Linked DNA regions of Homo sapiens: region 2 is linked to region 1. The links are chromatin contacts, found by Hi-C or POLR2A ChIA-PET in ENCODE. All regions are on one chromosome and are shown on one strand. The core of a region is the stretch at or near the end of the contact, and the rest is flanking DNA. Distances in the headings are between cores, read along the strand shown.

Evidence for each region. A loop is a pair of places that touch in the nucleus more often than their neighbours do. ChIA-PET counts read pairs that join two places held with the same protein, here RNA polymerase II (POLR2A). Pooled maps may share reads with other maps.
Region 2: a loop to region 1 is called in a map of ascending aorta, with 2.6 times the contacts of the local background. The contact joins two enhancer-like sites. A Hi-C loop is called at or near these places in 1 of 168 maps with a recorded cell type or tissue (ascending aorta) and 3 of 50 pooled maps. POLR2A ChIA-PET finds 5 or more read pairs at or near these places in 2 of 52 experiments (BJ and activated T-cell).

The regions. Positions count from the first base shown.
Region 1 is chr10:76,672,810-76,680,212 of GRCh38, reverse strand. No RefSeq gene overlaps it. Among named protein-coding and RNA genes, the nearest start is that of KCNMA1-AS1, 210 kb to the left of the region's middle. Within about 2 kb of position 4,097, at least 12 of the 41 ENCODE cell types and tissues checked have a DNase peak (open chromatin) inside an H3K27ac peak, as active enhancers do; they include ascending aorta, where a contact is called at or near this core.
Region 2 is chr10:76,871,802-76,878,495 of GRCh38, reverse strand. It overlaps a transcript of KCNMA1 not described here. Among named protein-coding and RNA genes, the nearest start is that of KCNMA1-AS1, 13 kb to the left of the region's middle. Within about 2 kb of position 4,160, at least 3 of the 41 ENCODE cell types and tissues checked have a DNase peak (open chromatin) inside an H3K27ac peak, as active enhancers do; they include ascending aorta, where a contact is called at or near this core.

The sequences.
Region 1 (7,403 bases), core at 2,848-5,347:
GTGAGAAGAGAGATTTAATAGCTACTGCAGCAAGGAAAAAAAGTGAAAGCTTTATTATTAATAGTATTATTGTTGTTGTTTTGGCTCTTCTGCAGCACAGGCAAAATTCTAAATGAGCAGGTTATAAATTAAAAGGCTAAGGTAAGGTAATTGGTCACTATGGGCAGAACATTTGGAAGCACTGGACCTAGGTACACAGAGAAAAACTCACATGTTGGGAATACATGAAATCACCTTGTGTTTATCATTCTTAGCTAAGAAAATACATGTGAGGCATTCCATTATTCAACAAAACATTATAAAGCACCTACTGTGTATGAAGCTCTCTGTCAGTTATTTTTCTGAAAGAAAACTTAGATTTGTATGAAAACAAAAGTTATAGGACAGCCCCACCACAGACAATCAAAGTACAATTCTGAAGAGATAGAGAACGGCAAGCAAATGCTACGATGTTGAACTTAAACATTCGCTCTTTCTGCATTCCTAAGAACGGTGGTGTTTTAGCCAATGGCAGTTGCTTTGAGAACAGAAAAGAAACAAGTTCTTAGTCATTTGCATTGTACTCATCTGTTTCAAAGTCAGTTTTTTACTGGCTTCTAATGCACCAAGCTATGGAGAAAAAAAATGCATATTTCTGCTAAAGTGGAGAACTCATGATTGCTAAGTTGGTGCTGGATTACCTCTGATTTTAGTGAATGCTAACTTTTTACTGTTCCAAGTTCTGGTGGGTTCAGGCCTGGCTCAACCTAGATACACAAGTAGATTCAGTGCTGGAGATCTTAGGCTGCTGTGGCCATAAACCAAGGTGCTTCATAGAGGGGGTTACAACTTGGAACAGATGGTTGAGTATTTCACCAGGTCAGGTGCAGCCCCCGACCACAATCATTCTCCAGTCTTGTCTCTGGTGGTGAAAAGCTGGACAGCACTCTAATGGCTGGCTAATGAGCATGATTAAAACCTGGTAATTACTCATCCTGGGAGGAAATGTTCAATCCTGCAGAATACATTCTGCTTTATTATCTGTGAACTTCTCGTGGACAGGGACTAGAGATTGATGGGATTCCATTATGTGGAGGGTGTGTGGTTTGCAGAAAAGGGAAGGTATCTTCAAATTGTCACTGTTGGAGACTTGGGATGCTCTTCTGAGGACAGGAGGCTCCCTCCCAAGGATGCTCAAAAGAGCACTTTGTTTTTTCCTCTTAAAGCTGCAGCCTCTGCTCTGGCAAGTAAAGCAGTCATTGAGTCTAAACAGAAATGTGTTTTTTTCTGCGTCAATTTGGTTAACACTGTGCTGTCGAGTCTTTACAGTCAGGGCAGATTATATTACAGTCATTACAAGTAGTTAATGAATTTACATTGACTAATCCATACAATGCTAAAGATTTTTCCATCAGGATTAATATCCAAAATGTTCAGGACACTCTGTCTGTTGTATGGCTCTGCTCCTCGCAGCACCATTGTGACAGGTGGGGGTTGTTTAATGTCCCACGGTCAGACAGGAGTGACAGTCAGGGGCTAGACAATGGGATTCAGGATGGCTTGGATAATTTTGTAAACAAGTGCCAAGGCTGGTCTTATTCCTCACCGACTAGGCAACTGCTAGCTTGCTTTCCTCTCCTCCAGCAGCTGGGGTAAGCAGCTTTGAGAATGGCCCTAGGGCCGTGACATCTCTGGAAATGACCACGTGTGTACCTTGCTCTTGTCTGGCCACCTGTCTTCTTACCACTGCTTGCTCTGGCTCTTTGTTTCCTTACTGTGTCTACTCAGCATGACTATGACCTCTTGTCTCATTTTGATCTTAGGTATCTGCCATCCCCTAGGCATCAAACATAACCCACTCCAGACTGCTCACCTTTTGAGAAATCTGGCTTCTCCTTACCCATGGCCTCAGCTGCTCTCCAGCCTAATCTCTGCCCTCCTAGCCACAGCTTCACTCCACAGATACCTTTCTGTTGATGGCCACCACCTGATGCTGGTGGATGGCTCCATTTGCCCATCTGAAGGGTAAATCCCAAAGTAAGTGGGAATCGGAATGACCTGGAGAAGAATCATGCATGTCAATTCCCCACCCTGTCCATTCCATCGGCACTGAGGCTCATGAATCTGCTTTTTTATCAAGTAGCACAAGGGATTCTTCATGCCTGATAAAAAGATGCTCAGAGTTCAAGGATGCCCCTTATCAGGGCATCTCCAGCAGGTTCCCATCTCTGACAGCAGTGTCTGCACTAGCCAGTTTATTAACAGGATGATGCCAGTAAATGCAGCTACTCTACAAGTGGGATCAACTCTCAAGAAGTAGACTCTCCCAATACCGTACAAATTCTGGTCAGTCCCACAGCTTGATCTAGGCTTATAAAAATCAAAACCTTGGCCACCATTGGGTCTCTTTACTTCCAAATTCTGATGACTAGGGGTGGTAAAAATGTATTATTTTGACTAAATGAGAGCCCTTTCAGAAGAGAATAGTTAGGAGAGACCCCAGTGGGAAATTGGCAGGGGAGAGAATGAGGAGAAGGCTAAGGGTCCCAGGCACTCCAGCCTTTACATGATCATTTGTAACTCAATTAGGTATAAAGCTAAGACTTACATGAAACTTATACAAGTTCATGAAGTTTGGTTTATAGTTTATACAAACAGAAGTCAGAGTAGGAAGTAAGAGAATATCATTATAGTTTGGGGATGCCGAAGAGTATCTTGAATTAATTATATCAATAGTCATAATTCTATAACACATTAGGAGGGGTGCTAACCTGTACTGAGGGCCTGATAGTGCCTGAGGTTTTACAAGCATCACTGCTTTTACTCCTAACAACCACTCTGTGTTGTAACACTGCTATCATCTCCCACTTAAGCAAATTCTGATTCAGAGAATCTGAATAGCCTGCCACAGGTCACATAGGTAGCACAGTCAGAACCAGAATTCAAACTCAGGTCAGCCACTGCAAAATACTATGCCTTGAGGACATTGAAGACATTAATTCAATGCAAAGCTGTGGGAGATTTCTGTCTGCAAAACAGTGTCACCACCCTTAACTCTCACCTGCATATCTGCCCTTCTAGGGGACAATACCATGTTTGCAGGCCTTGGTTGGCTCCGTATGAATGGCTAATCCAAGACTATTAGGATGCATCAGACAAGCATGCTGATCAGTATGTTGCCATTACACCAAATCAATATCAAAGACTGAGGTCTTAAATGATTTTTTTTCCAAGTAGATCTTAGGACTGTAACTATATAATATGTATATTCATTCTTAGAGCTGCTGAAAGTTAAGTAGAGCATGTGCTATTAATTTTCTCCTGTAACTTTTCTATTTGAATTTTAGTTCAAATACCTCCTCCTCTATGAAGCCTTTCTGATTTTTATAATTAAAATGTGCACCCTTTCCTCTGTGTCCTCCATTGTCATTTCTGGAAACATCGTCATGTTCTGCAATTGCAGTTGCTTGGGCATGTAATCATATGCTCCCTCCAGACTGTACATGCCTAAAGGGAAAGAATTGAATTTTGTTCATTTTTGTTCAAAGCCAATGTTCAATAAATGATGATTGAATTCACAAATGGGGAATAAACCATATTGCTGAAGTAGATTCTTTGCCCAAGCCTTCACACTTAATATGAGCCACAAAACCCTGGTCTTCCAGACTCTGAGAAGTCAAATCATCACAAATATGCCTTAAAAGGGGTTGACTGAGAGCCCAGGGTTGGCAGAAATGCAGATGAGTACGTCAGCATCTCTGCCCCTGGCGGCTAAATCCTCCCTGGCCCGGACCCAAAAGGGCAGATCTGGGCAGCTGGAAAGCTGAATTCTCCTCACTTCTCTCCACCACAAGAGGCCTGTTTTTGTTTGGTTGAACTAGTCAGTAGGCATCTTTCATTTCATGCCAGATCAGTGACCCTAAGCCTGCCCTTCATCAGAAGGATCTGGCCTCTGCGGCATTCCCACCCTGTCTTCTCTGAGCTGTGCCTAATGGTCTCAAAGGCATTTTCCACTTTCCTGGACTGAGCCATGAACTGGAAGGGCCTACAGGCTCATGACAAAGGCTTGCCCAGCCTGTGTATCCCAGCCCTGGGACTGGAGCACCACCAGGCTTCCAGGAAGTCTCATAAAGGGGCCAGTTATAACATTCACCCTCCCTCAGAACATTCCTTGTGTCCCAATTAGTTTTGGCTGAGGGGATAGTTGGCCAAGAACAAGGAGGCAGACACATGCCCAAGTCAAGCCCATGTGACCAGGGCACTGCAGGGAACTCTGTGGGAGAGCCCCCCAAAGGCCTTCCCAAAGTGGCTTTCTCCAACTCCTTAGCATTCTTGGCACTTGTGTCCTTTAAAGTCATTCTATTTGGATGTTTCATGACGTTTGTTTGCATGTTTGAGACTATTTCTCCCTGGTTTGAAAATTCCTTTTTGAGCCAGGTTTTAGATTTTTTTAGAGTGAAGAAATTTTTGTCCTCCCTTAAGCAGAGTTGCTGAAAGGTCCCGCTCATCCAGTGAGTACCTTCTGTGAGAAGAGAAAAGCATATCAAAACATATTTTTTCTTAAATGCTAGTTTTGGGTCTGACTTGGGAATCAGCCTTTTGATACTTACTCATTTGGCTTAAAGTTGTTAAACACCCCTGCATTCGGCACTGCACCAGGTACCAATGTGCTAGAAAGGAAAATGAGGTTCCTATTCTTGGGAAGCTTCCAAACAAGTTGCAGATGCAAAATCTTCACCCAAAAAACAGCAGGAGACTAATTTCCAAGAAATAAAGGACATATTACACATGGGTTCTGTATATAAAATCCCTGGAATCCCAGGGTCTATGAACAGGATTTTGTGTGTAATAACACCTGCATGTGCGTACAGGCACATGTGATATATTTACTTATGTACAAACATATGCACATATAACTTTTTCTGGGGAGAAGTATCTGTGTGTACAGGCACATGTGATATATTTACTTATGTACAAACATATGCACATATAACTTTTTCTGGGGAGAAGTATCTGTGTGTACAGGCACATGTGAGATATTTGCTTATGTGCAAACATATGCACATGTAACTTTTTTCTGGGGAGAAGAATCTGTAGTTTACTGAGATCCTCAAAATGTCCCCCAAACTAACTTCACTGTGTTAGAAGTAATTCCCCACTTGAATATTGGGAGTCTGCTCCCAAATCTTCCTCAGTAGGCTAAAACATGTAAAAGTCAACAAATCCATCTTGACTCTCTTCTCATGTGTTTTACTCACCACCTTAGATTCTGCAAAGAAGCTGTGTGTACCAGGCTGCACTTGCTCAAGACTTATCAACTATGGGTTAAAAGACGCTCTTTGTGGATAAGATTTAGTTAATGAGCATTTCTCTCCAAACGTGCTGAGTATCATAGGTATACTCTTTATTCTAGTCTTGGATAGATTAAGAAAGTAACATTTTACTTCCTAAGATAATACTTAATGCACTCCCTGTACAACTGTGATGGCATTTAGTTATAATATCTTAACTGAGTCCTCTCCCTAGAGAGAATGTAAGTTCCTAGAAGGAAGGAAAGAGCTATGTCTTAAAATGTTTTAGCATCCAAAAAAGTTTTGGGTTGAGGACAGCCAACAATCCCTGTAATCATCATAACTGATCATGATGATTAACAAGGTCACATTACCCTGGAGGTCTCCCAGTCTCCAATGGGCCATCTCTGGGGGCAAGGTATGTAATAACTTTGGAGGCGTCCTTGCTGGCAAGGGCTGCTGCAGCAATAATCACAATGACAATGGCACTTTCTGGAATTATGCAACATGGAGGCCCAGACATGGCTATGAGAAAGTTTCTCCTTCCACCACCTCTTGGTACCCTGCCATGGTGGACCTGCATGCCTCACTCTAGGACCACTTAGAACAGGTTGTGAGGGATATTGGGAGCACTATCAGAAGCTTCAGCTTGGAGCCTAGCACCATGGAGAACTGAGGCAGCAAAGCAATAAGAGAATAGAGTTTCTTTTTTTCTTTTTCTTTTCTTTTTTCTTTTCTTTTTTTTTTTTTTTTTTTTTTTTTGAGACAGAGTCTCACTCTTGTCACCCAGGCTGGAGTGCAGTGGTACAACCTTGGCTCCCTGCAACCTCTGCCTCCCAGGCTCAAGCAATTCTCGTGCCTCAGCCTCCTGAGTAGCTGGAATTACAGGCGTGCACCACCATGCCCGGCTAATATTTTTTGTTTTTGTATTTTTAGTAGAGATGGGGTTTCACTATGTTACCCAGGCTGGTCTCAAACTCCTGACCTCAAGTGATCCACCCACCTCGGCCTCCCAAATTGCTGGGATTACAGGTATGAGCCACTGCGCTCAGCCAGGAGTTTCTAATTGAACTTGGGCTAGAAACAGGGAAACCATGGAGAACAACCATGTTCAGAGTGCCCCAGAGCTTGCCAGGTAAGCGCATGTATGCCAGGAAACCACTCTTCGCTCTCTTCTTTTTAACCTCTGGTGTCTACTGGTTGAGTCTGTGGCTGGTTAGCTTGGTGGTTAGAGTACAGTGCCAATGAAACCAAGGTTTCAGATGTAATCCCTCCTTATACGCACTTACTATTCCCATTCTTTTTTCTGACCAGAGGCTGCGTTCCTTATTAACAGAAGGATATCCCCCTCTCCCTTTAATACACAGACATGCACTACTCTCAAAGGTTTCTTAGAAAGAATATAGAATTAACAGTGAATGGAAGCACAGAACCTACAATTTGAAAGGAAACCAAAAAGCTGTTCAGTGCCATCTCTTGTGTGATTCCCATGCTGCATCTATACAATCTTTGACCTGCATTTTCTCTCACTACTCTCATTGCTCTCACAATTATCATGTATTGACTTGTATGGTGCATGCATTATGTCATGCAATCTTCACAGCCACCCTATGAGATTGGCACAGATAACATAAACATTTTAGACTAGAAAGCTCTACATGAGAAGGGTTAGGTGCAATTCCCAAGGTCAAGTAGCTTTTAAGTGTAGGTGGCCAAATTTTAGCCCAGGTCTGCCTGACTCCAAAGTGTCCAAATCTTACTCACTGTTCTCTCTTATACTATTTTTTGCCCATGACAAAGAAAAAATGACATGACAAATGTCCATGACAAAAAATGAGTAACAGGGTTCATACTTTTTCAATGGTGCTGGCTGTGAGAAATTTCTTTCTCATCCAGATTTATTTACTCATATATTAATTCCTCCATTCAACAAAAATGTATTGGGTGCTCTGCCCCAAGTACCAGACTGTATGATTCCATATGCAGAGGTCTCATTGGCTTCCTGGGGTCATGTGACAACTCTAGTTCCTTCACGTCTCTGGAGGCAGCCTAGATGAACGTGGGAAGTTTGTTCTTCTCTGATCACAATGTCCCCAGTCCCTTCAAAGCTCTTCATTTAGGATATTTCCATTG
Region 2 (6,694 bases), core at 2,911-5,410, 200 kb before region 1:
TTTGGCCAGCAAAATCTATGGGTTTAGTTTAGACCCCCCAAAGTGGCTACAAATGAAACAGGAGAGTGGTATAGTTGAGACATGGCTTTAAGTGTGTGTATTATAAGCAAAGCCAAGAAAAGGCTGGGAGGTGGTGATTCTGTGTAAGATTCTGGATCACTCGCTCTGCAGCAAGGGTGATGGTGCCCTTCCGTTCCACTCAAATCAATGGATGCACACATCTCTCCTCAGGCACAATGTCTGTACCCAATGGCTGATATATGCAACATCCCCTCCCCACCAAACCTTTTCTGGCCATGAAATTAACTCCAAGGGACATTGCCAGAGTCCATTCTCCAATCCCTCCTTAGCCTCTGAGGTCCGCCCATGGTGCCTATGAGTCCCAGTGGCACATTTTGTTCATCACTTGCTACAGGAAGCAGAGGTATATTTCAGGTTCTGGGGTCCTCCCTACACTGCACTGTCTCTCTTAGCAATTACTCACTGTCGGCTTCTATCGATTACCTTTTTGCGTTTTTCAATGAACTTTCCAAAGGCTTTACCCTAGGACTAATTAAACTTCTCATTTCTCCTTCTTGTTCTCTATCCATTTTGCCCTTTAGCAGAAAAGAAATGGTTTACAGATGAACCGGATAATGCCTATCCCAGAAACATTCAAATCAAGCCCATGAGTACCCACATGGCTAACCAGATCAACCAATATAAATCCACAAGCAGCTTGATTCCACCAATCAGAGAAGTTGAAGATGAATGTTGACTCCCAGGAGACCAGAACTATTTTTTTAAAGCCTGACAAACTTCATAAATGGTGATGTGACTTTTCTTCTTACATGCTGAATCACTGGTGGAAACGTTAGGATAAGCAAGAATTGCCAGAAAATAAAGTAGACAGATCTTTCTCTTTGTCTGCCTTGAATATTGCTTCCATGTATTTTGGAAAAGAAAATGATTTCATTTATAAATGAACATACTAAAATAGTCATGTATAGCCTCTAGCATTTTAAATTATTTTTATTTATTAGAAAGAAAATATATTTTTTCTTTTCATTGTCAAATATCTTCCCTATATCTAAACAATGCAAAATCTAAATGAATAAGTGGTCAGACTCCTTAATGTGTTTTTCTCTTCTTTCTCTCTTTTTCTTTGAGGAGAATGATGGTCACCACCACAATTAATTGTAATTAAGGGAAATGAATTATTAAAACAATTTTAAAATGGCCAATGATGTATACATGTATTTTAGTAAATCCAGAAAAGAAGACTAAGGGGACAGGTGAATACCTGCTCCTCGCCTGGATGGGTGTGTATTTTGATCTGCATTGACACCAGCTCTTAATAAATGGAAACTTATTTATTTTCACAGTTGAAAGTCATATTTTTGTAGTTCTAGTTTTCATTCTGTAGTTCTCACCCCTTTGTTCATATTTTTAAAGGGAAGACCTTCTGCTGCTTTTCTACAATTGGCAGATCAGGTTTGTCTGGCCAACTAAGGACACCAGGAGGGTTGTGGGCACACCTGGGATGTGGAAGCTGAGGACCAGATGCACACAAGGCATTGCTCTGTTTGCTGTTCTAGTGGTGGAGACTCCTACGTGCTGTTATGCTTCTCATTTTATATTTCCAAACCACCTGAGCGAGTAATGTCAACTTCGGGAGGGTCTGGTGGACTTTCTCCCCACTCCCCAAGTCTCAGAGCTTTTAGCCTGGAAGTTTGTAAAACTGATTAGTAGTTTTACTTTACCATAGGATGTGAGAGGGCAGTCATTCTTCTCACTGAGTTTTTGTTTAAAAACCAGGAAATTTCTACAATCATGGAGACAGATTTTAATTTGCATGCTCTCCTTTATTTAGTTGCTGGGGCCAAACACATGAACTTGTTACAACAATTTAAAAATAATAATAACAAAAGGAAAGCAACGAATGCACTTCATATAGACTGTTAGAAAAGGCCTTTGAAAATTACCAGCAGTGAAATCAAATAAATTAGCCACTTTAAACTGCGGTCAAAAGATTTTTCTAGCCATCAGATGCAATTACGATGTCTCAGAGCTCTGCTATCGCTTGCATGCTCGGTGTACAGTCTCCCGGCAACTGTTTTGTTCCAATCAACTTAGCAAGTCTTTCAACTTTAAAATTATCAATCTTTGATATGATCATCAAGGTCTCTGGAGAAGCATGGATGTAATAGTGATTTCTATTTTCTTAAAAAATGTAAACTGTGGACACTTAATGGAACCAAGCTAACCAAAGTATCTCCCCGAAGTTTCATGATATCTAGTCCATTAACTCTTTGGGCCATGACCTGTGGTACCTAGTTATGGTAGTGCAAATCAGATCAGAGCAAAGCAATGAGATCATCATGAAGACATATGTCCACTAAGTACTCCAATTACCAGCGTAGGCAAAATGAGCTTCCACCTCTGTCCACTCCCTGCAGAGCCAATATAGTCGTGCTTCCACCTCGTAGGCATTGTCCTGCAGTGATTTGTCGGACTGTGGTTACTCTGTCGTCACATTTTGTAGAATTAGTTCTATAAAAGTATTGTGAATACAATGTATGTCCAATTGGATTGTTTAAAAACTACTTATAATTAATCACTAGCCTACTCAGCAGACTAAAATGATGTCAACAGTCTATATTCAGGCTTATAAACATTTCTTGGTTTCCAACAGAAGTCAAATGTGTTTGTGGGGAGAACGTTTTGCTAGGATTTTGACAACTTTCCTGAAAGCTAGGCCTTTTTTACATAATGATTTTGCATTGGGGTCACCTTAGTATATTCACGTCAATCCACGCTCTTCTTTCCTTCGTGAACCATAGTGGGCTCTTCACTCCTGCTCGTAATAACCACCTCCAAATTTGTTAGAGTGATTTGGTCTCCTCTGGCAGGCTGTGGTGGCCACATAAAGGATCTTCCATTAGAGGGACACAGGACACAAAGCTCCATTCCCATGACCCTCTCTTCCCTGTGTCTCCCCTAACAAGGCAATCTGGAAGCAGAAATGCAAACTCCAGCCCCACCACACATCCACCGATGCATTTGTGGCTAGAAATTTTAATCTAAACTTTTTTTAAAAAAAATCATAATAGTTAGGATAGTTTCCTATAGCAAAGGGCTCCTTGATTCATAAGCACCTCCCCCCCAAAAAAACCAAATTGGTAAAAATTCATTTTCTTTTAAATAGAGCAATAAGTTCATACTGTGTTGCCGTTGTAATAATGAATTGTTCTGGACTAGAAAACAAAATGAGGCATTTTGTTAAGGGGGTAGGAAAATGACTGATTGTTGGGCCCTTTGGCAAAAGCTGGTGCCTGGTAAGTAGAAACGAAATGGAAACAGAAATAACATTTGTGAAATCACTGGAGGGCTCAAGCAAATGCCAGAGCTTCTCCCTGGCTTGTTCCTACTTGTTGAGCTCTTTGGCCCTGAGTCCCATCCATCTCCACTGCAACAGTCTGTCTTTCTGCCTACATCCGCCTGAGACCAAGGAGGGTCTTTGGTACAGTCCACATTATGAGGCTCTGATTTCCTATCCCAGTTTAGGGCTCCAGAAAAGCCATTCTCCCAAACTAATGATTCTTGGGTGCTGTGGGTCACCAACAGGCTGTTTACAAAGCAGAAAATATCATCACCATCATAACCTTTCTCCTTGAGAAAACTTTTATTTTTGTCTAAGCAATTTTATATTTTAGAATATCATCTTGAACCATTATAAAACACCTTAAATAAAAGTGATTGTGACTAAGGCACGTTGGAGAACATTCCAATCTTTCCTCCCAAGGGTTCTGGCACCTTATGATGTACTTTGTAAAAAAATTGATTGAAGATTTTAAATAAACAGGAAATTAGAAGTGTTAGGGTTAGATAAAGGAAAAGTGAAAAAGCATAAGAAATTTGGGACTTTTTCATGTTGAAAGGAGAAAAAGCACAAGTTCCCTAGTTACCATTTAATATGAGGGTGCAAGAGCCACATTTACAAACAACAAACTTGATCTTTAAAAATGTTTTTAAAACTCTCTGAGTCTCAGTGACTTCATTTGTAAATGAGAGTGATTCATCTAGATGACTCTAAGGTCTCTTTCAGGTCCCAGGGGACGTGATCTAAGTTAGGAGTGGGAACATGGGAGTGGCTGCTTCTCCTTGGCTAAGCCCATGCAGACTATTGTGTCCAGGACTGGAATAAAGGTCCTTTTTGCTGCATCACCCAGGCAACACTCCCAGCCTTACTCAGGAGTGGTGAACATTTTCTGCTCTGGACATAGAATAGGTAGGTTCATTCCTGGTCTTTTCACTTTAGATTCTCTTTAGGTTCAAGATGCAGATTTCTCAATTTGGACACACCTGCATCACGTTGGTCAAATTTTGCTGCCTGTTTCTAGGGTTTTCTTCTCAGTTTCATCCCTGCCTTCCCTTTTTTGTTGTTTTTTTTTTGGTTCAAGGCCCAGCTTCAGTTAATCCCTTCATCTCTATGCCATGTCTCCAATTCCTAGTATGTAACTAGAGGTTCAAGAGACCCCAAATTCCTGCCATTTTCCCCATTTATGTTTCCCCATGTGAATCTTCAGGAAGTAACCAGTCTTCCTTCTCACTTCATTTCCTGTCCTCTGTTTATTTGGTTATTTTCTTTCATTAATAAACTAACCATCTCTTAGCTACTTACATTCACAAATGTAATTTTAATCTATTGTGTTTCATTGTGAAAGAGAATCTCATTGAAGGAAGGAAGGAAGAAATTGAGGAATAAAGGTAGGAAGGGAGAGAAACAAAGACTATCCAACCAATTGACTGAGATGTGAGCCGGCTTGACTCCTAGGAGACTAAGTAGATCCATTCAGCTTGAACACTGAGTTCCAGGGCAGAATCTGTCCATTTTCTGTTTTGTTCTTACTTGCTGCTTTTGGAATGGTGGTAAAGCCACCAGTCACCATGAGCCTTGAAAGGACCTTCACTAATGAGGACTTGACTCACCCTCTTTAAAAAGCAAAAGAAACAGAATTTACTTACAATCTTCTGGTAAATTACCTTTCTGATCCTCTCCTTATTCCCAAAAGGCAATTTTTTTAATCCAGCAGAGATGATTTAGCATATAAATCCCAGGTCATTTGAGGAGGTGATGACGCTATTTGGATTTATTTATGAGACAGTAGTAATTATAAATGATTCCTAGGCAGTTTGTACTAGTTTGGTCATATTGGTTGTTTAAGTGGAGTCTCTTCTGATTGTTTGTTTCCAATAAAGTATCAGTTGTTAATAATTTCAAGATTTCCATAAAAATAAGAAAACTTGGAAAACATTTTTAATTTTATTTCTTAAGAGACCACAGAGCCTAATTTTCAATTTTTATGGTAAGCTTGCTTAAAACATGTATAAAAAGAAGCCTACATGCTCAAAGGCAGAGGCACCTTTAGCCCTACAACAGTTGGAAGCTCCATGATATCACAGCCCCACATGGATAGATTGGAGAAAGAATTCTGACTTAGACCACCTGTAGCAGACCTTCCTCTTTTGGCATATTTTTTTAATCACAAAAAGGACCTGAGACTCCCTATCTAAAGATAAGCCAAACTTGGGGTATACATTAAGAATCTGGGAAGAAAGAAAAAAAAGAAAAAGATATAATAAGCAGTATTTTAAAATACCATGAGTTATGGGCATGCATATGGTACAAAGAGTAGTTCTTTGGGTTGAAAGAAAGAAGAGTTTGCATTGAACTGCGTAGGCTGGCAAGAATGCAGAGGTATACAATGTTTGATGGGCTTTGGAGGCATTTCAATAGTAAATGGGTGACAGGACTGGAAAGATGTGGAATATGAGGGTTTTCCAGGGAGATGGGACTTAATGGGCCATGATGTATTTGTAGGAATGTGATTTCAATAGATTGACTATTTTGTCTACTGTGATAAGTTTGTGTAGGGGAACTGAGGAAAACTGAGATGAGACTTCATGGAAGGGGCTACAAAGTACAGTCTAAAGGCCTAGATAAAGTTTGAAACTTGATTTAGAAAGTCATGAAAAGCCACTCAGAGTTTTAAGCAAAGAGTGATGGGGCAGCAATGGCTGTGCATTTTTCAGGTTGAAAGTAGTGAGATGTCAGTTCTTCCTGGAAGATATCATGAGAATGCACACAAAACTGAACATTTTCTCAGCAGCAAGGAGTGCTAAAGGGTGCACACTCCAAGTCAACAACTCACCGTGTGCAGCACCTTCCTCACACATTTTGCTTTGCTTTCTGTCACAGGACCATCAGACGTAGAACGTCCTGACTCTCCTGAATTACTAGAATGTCAGCAACAAACTCACAAAGTAGATTAGAGGGTAGGAATAGATACATAAATTTTTAAAAACCTGCCAATCATACTGTTTTCTAGACAGTAATATAATAAGAACATGAGGCAGGACATCCACAAATAGTAGAGAATAATTAATAGTCCAGAACTGCCAAATAGGAATTCCCCTTATGAAAACACCCTTGCAGCTAATCAGGTAGCCCTTGTTTAGAAACCAATTAGCACTCATAAAATATTTGTACAAGGAGTGAGTGGGGGAGAAATGAGCACAATATGGGTTCTGCCATCAATCAGCTTATAATACAACTAAAGAAAGAAAACATGCTCAAAGCACCATTAGAGAAAGGGTGAGCCCTAATGACATAGTTTCACATTCAATATGGTAGGAGTTGAAACAAGGGAGA